2 separate regions of the Homo sapiens genome follow, and region 2 is linked to region 1. A link is an interaction called in ENCODE POLR2A ChIA-PET data of the cell type or tissue named here. Cell type or tissue: PC-9. All regions are shown on one strand.

Evidence for each region. Peaks named below come from ENCODE experiments on the same cell type or tissue, not always from the same donor. Only the 100,000 strongest peaks of a DNase experiment are listed, where the experiment ranks them.
Region 2: POLR2A ChIA-PET joins it to region 1 with 12 read pairs; 4 of 35 experiments call an interaction of 5 or more read pairs at or near these places.

The regions. Positions count from the first base shown.
Region 1 is chr1:230,090,501-230,093,000 of GRCh38, forward strand. All of the region lies in intron 1 of GALNT2 (polypeptide N-acetylgalactosaminyltransferase 2), which reads left to right. Among named protein-coding and RNA genes, the nearest start is that of GALNT2, 25 kb to the left of the region's middle. In PC-9, no CTCF peak of the experiment used is centred here; DNase peaks (open chromatin) are centred at 131 and 1,511; H3K4me3 peaks cover 1,099 bases; H3K27ac peaks cover 2,500 bases.
Region 2 is chr1:229,853,763-229,856,262 of GRCh38, forward strand. All of the region lies in intron 1 of LOC105373162 (a long non-coding RNA gene), which reads right to left. Among named protein-coding and RNA genes, the nearest start is that of LINC01682, 31 kb to the right of the region's middle. In PC-9, no CTCF peak of the experiment used is centred here; no DNase peak of the experiment used is centred here; H3K27me3 peaks cover 1,194 bases.

The DNA of each region.
Region 1 (2,500 bases):
AGAAATAACGGTTGTGTGTGTGGAGGTGAAGAATGGGAAGGGAAGGAGGGGTGGGGAGGGCTGGTGCTTCTGAGGTTCCCAAAGTTCCTGGACTCGAATTTTCTGTTGGCAAATAAGCTGGTCAGAACTTAGGAATGTGGTAAGTTGATCCAGGAAGAAGTTGAAGGTTTCTATCTGTGTTTTTCTGTGCGGTTGTGTATGTGTAACACGTTTGCAGAAATAGTTGAAGCTTATTATTTTCTTCAAAAGATCTTATTTTCTAGTGTGTAAATCACAGGTAATTAAATATGAGTTAAAGTAAGAGAGAGACCCTTGGGCTATCTCAGACTTAGCTTTGAGAGAGAGAATGATCATGGGTCTAAGGCATCACTCTTGGTTTTATAGGTTTGGAAACTCAATGTTATTAGTTCCATCTAGGAGTTATCAATGGGGGATTGGGGTTTACATGCATCAGAATTGTAAGATACTGCTAAGAATGACAGTTCATTAATTGATGAGAACTGTGCCTCGCTGAGAAAGCCAGCACTCCTGGGGTGTGTGTACTCCGCAGACCTTTTCTTTTGTTTGTTTCTTTCTTTCTTTTTTTTTTTGAGACGGAATCTCTGTTGCCCAGGCTGGAGTACAGTGGCACGATCTCAGCTCACTGCAGCCTCCGCCTCCTGGGTTCAATCTATTCTCCTGCCTCAGCCTCCCAAGTAGCTGGGATTACAGGTGTGTGTCACCACATACTAATTTTTTGTATTTTTTTTTTTTTTAGTAGAGACAGGGTTTCACCGTGTTGGCCAGGATGGTCTTGATCTCCTGACCTTGTGATACGGCCACCTTGGCCTCCCAAAGTGCTGGGATTACAGGTGTGAGCCATTGTGCCCGGTCCTCAGCAAACCTTTTCTATCGGCCTATTTCTATCTATTTTCTATCGGCCACCTTTTCTATTGGCCTATTTCCATCTGTCTGAGGAATCTTGATGCATCGGCCTTCTCGTTCTGGGGATCTTTCTGTGTATAGAATCAATACCCTCTCCTTAGGGTAGTGATGGAGATTGATTTTTCAAAAATCCCAACATGTAATTTATGAAATTATTGTTTCAGCTCCAGACTCTGTGCTCTGTTCTGCAGTGTTGGAGCTAGGACCGCACATCCCAGCTGCTTTGCCAGTGGCTTCCGGGCCACCTCCATCAGCAGGAGGCGGTAGAAGCACCAGCAAGATGGGGCTTTGGTCCTTCCTGTTGGCTTCCTGTTGCCCCAGCTGTAGCTGTTGAATTCAGTCTTCAGTTATCCCAGCACTGGCCAGCCAGCCTCATCGTCCACACTCCCTGCAGATCCCACCACTCCTCCAAGGAAGTCTCTACCTCAGGGCCCTTTGGCTACGCTTCTAAGGTTAAGTCTAACCGGTTCCCTCAGGCCTAGGGGTGGTGGCTGCTTCCTGTCGTTGCTACTTCCCTGATATCTAGAATTTTCCTTTTTCTACCCAGTTACCTGGTTACTGACTTTCTACCCAGTTAACAATTTATATTAAAGCCCTTCTGTTCAAAAAGCTTATGTAGTTTCTGCGTTCTAATTGGATCCTGACTAATACATCTGACTTTCAACATTCTTTAGTAATCAGTCAGCAAAATGATTTCATGAGATAGACGTATTATATTTAATTGGATTACAGTTCACCTTATATTCCTTTAGTTTTTTTTTTTTTTTTTTTTGCACTGATCTTTCTGATTTTCGTTAGGCTCGTCTATGTAATTTGAGACATAACTCCTCTCATTAGCTACTTTCTAAATCATCAGACTTGAGTTCTTTCCTGGAAAGATCACCACAGATGGCTAATGTCATTCATTTTGTTGGCTCTTTTGGCTTTATAGTAGAGGGTGACAATTCTTTTGTTTTTGGTTTTTTTTTTTGAGCTGGGGTCTTGCATGACCTCACTGCAACCTCTGCCTCCCGGGTTCAAATGATTCTTCTGCCTCAGCCTCCTAAGTAGCTGGGATTACAGGCACGCGCCACCAAGCCTGGCTAGTTTTTGTATTTTTAGTAGAGATGGGGTTTCACCATGTTGGCCAGGCTGATCTCGAACTCCTGACCTCAGGTGATCTGCCTGCCTCGGCCTCCCAAAGTGCTGGGATTACAGGTGTGAGCCACCGCACCTGGCCAAGGGTGACATTTCTAAACCTTATCTCTAAATTCTGTGTCCATTATTCAGTATTCCTTTAACTTGTAGAGCATGGCTATTACGTGTTTAAGCAACATATATCTCTAAAAAGATTCGAGGCCGCTTATAAGAGAAAGTATATTATGTGTAAGCACAGATTCATTAAAATAAGAGTTTAAAAATCTGGGGTCAAATTTAGGGGGTAGAGGGGATGAGGGATAAAAAGGTGAAGGAAAAAAGAAGTGGATGGAGAATTAAAGAATGAAGGAGAATTAACACTGAACACCCACCCCCATGGAGCCGGATCCTGGCTAGGTGTTTGCCATCTGTGTTTAGTTTAATGCTCAGCATAATCCTG
Region 2 (2,500 bases), 240 kb before region 1:
TCAGGGGCTGCCAGCAGGATGCCCATTGCTCTGGCCTTAGGAGGCAATGCCAGTTGCTACCATCTGGGAAACTGACTTCTAGCAAAGGCCATTGAATAGTCTGCTACTCACTCCCCTGGAGAGGAGAGGTCTGGCTTTCTCCACTCACCCAAGGGGGCCTGCTGAAAGGCATTTTAGCTGATGGGTTAATTCTGAGCCCCAGAGAGTAGAACCCAGCTGTGAAGTCTCAGTGGCTCCCTGCAAGGTGGCTCTTCCTATTAAGAGGAAGACCTGGGGCCGCGCCCCTCACGCTGACTTCTCACACTCCCACTGCAGTTGTCAGGGAGTATTACCCCAAGGAGCTGGGAAACAACTGTGATCCAGGGCCCAGTTCCTAGGGGTTCTGATGGGATTGGTCTGAGGAGGAAATCTGGGATCAGGAAATTTCAACGTGTAGCCTCGGGAGAGAACCACTGCCAAAGATGAAGTTCTCACCATTGCCCCCAACCCCTGAGGAGCTGACTGTCCCTAACAAAAACGCAGAAGCAGTACTAGGGATTTTTGTAAATAAGTAGATTTTAGCTGGTCTTATCAGAAAAAAAAAAGGAACTATGTGAGATGATAGATGTGATCATCTGTTTCACCATAGTAACCATTGTTCAGTCTGCTTGTTTCTATATGTTTCTGTGTGTCTATATCATCCTGTAATATCATGTTATAAACCTCAAATATGCACAATAAAATTCATTTTAAAAGTAAAAATTGAACATGCATTACTTTTAAAATAAAAGAAAAAATGCAGGCATGGGACACTGGGGAAGAGATTTTGCAAAGCTAGAATTGATTTTTCATCTCCCACGAGCAAAGTGAATAATTGTGCCAGTGGTCACAAGTTCTTTTCTTCATCAAAGAGAAAAAGGATAATCTATTTTCAGCATCCATCCACACATCCATCCATCTGCTCACTTTTCCCTCCCTCTCTCCTTCCCTCCCTCTCTTCCTTTTTTCCATCTTTCTGTCAATTCTTTACATCCATCCATCCATCCATGCATCCATCCATCCGTCCTTCCATCTATCTATCTTTCTACCCATTTATTTATCTATCCATCCTTCCTGCCATCCTTTCTTTCACCCTTCCTTTCTTTTTTCTTTCTTCCTTCTATCCTACCATTTGTCTATCCATTCTTCTATCCTTCTGTCTCACCCATATATACTGTGTTCACAGCTGTGCTGGGGGTAGAGAAGCAAGGCTGGGCAGAACATGGGGCAGGGATCTGAAAGTCTTTTGTTTCTCCTGGTTCTGCACCTCCTAGTCAGTTGGCTTTGGGCAGGTCCCTTAATAAAGCTGGGTCACAGGCTATCTGAGAAATGGGGGCATTGAACTAAAAATCTCAAAGGATCTATATTTCTAGATGTCTATGGATTTAGAAGACATGGACCCTGCCATCAAAAAGTTTGCAACATAGTTGGAGATACAAGACACATAAATGTAGCAAAAATATTTTGAGAGCACAAGTATCTCACTTAAGACAGATTCAGGGAAGAATCCCCACTGGCATGGCAACTGTTTTCCTCCAAGTTCTAGGGATATTTTATGTGCAAAGATGCCTGTCCCTGTGGAGCAGCCACAGCTGAATGTGTGACTTGGGTGGCTTTTGCAGGGGTGTTATAAGCTTGTGCTGTTGACCAGAAGAATCCAAAATCTGGAAATAAAGCCAAGGGGATGAAAGAATGTTTCCAGAGTCATACAGGAGCTTTGCTTCACAGGCTTGCCCAAGGATGATCTACTTTTCAGGAGGATGGGCCGTTGTTTGACTGCCATTTACTATTGAGGACTCAGATTCTATGGCATTCCATGTTATATTGTAGATGTTTGTCCAGTAGAGATGCAAATGATTCCCATCTAGTGAAAAGATAATCCACCGATTTATTGCCCTGTAGGACATGAACCGGTTTTGTCACAAACATTGAAAAATCGATTTCAGTGTGCCTTTCCCAGTGGGCTACATAAATCCCAGTGCATCAAATGCCATTTGACTAGCATTATTGACTCTCTGGCTCTCTCCTTAAGTGATGAGCTGAATAAAATCAAGAGCTTGCATTTGAAGGAAATCAAAATATTCCTCTCTAAAATACTGGGCATTTTAGTTAAAGTTAAAACACAGGGATATTCTCTGCCCTCCTATCTTTATCAGCTCAGAAACAGAGCTCAGAGACAGCAGTGCCAGAGGACCCAGGAGTGGACTTCACTCTTCCCATTAGTTTACTTTCCCTCATTTTCCCACCTTTTGGAAGCCTGAAGATACTCTCTTTCTTGTCTTGTCACTACATAGGATTTTTAGTTCTTTAGTGCTATTTAAGCAAGACCCCAAAGCCACTGCCTTGAGAGGGAAATCCTTTTGAACTAAGGCCTCTCCCGTGTGATGGGTACAGCAAGGTTAGTAAACTTCTGCTTTTCTCTTTCGTTAATCTGACTTTCGTTTTCAAGAGAGTGTCTCCACTAAGAATCTAAAAAGGCAAA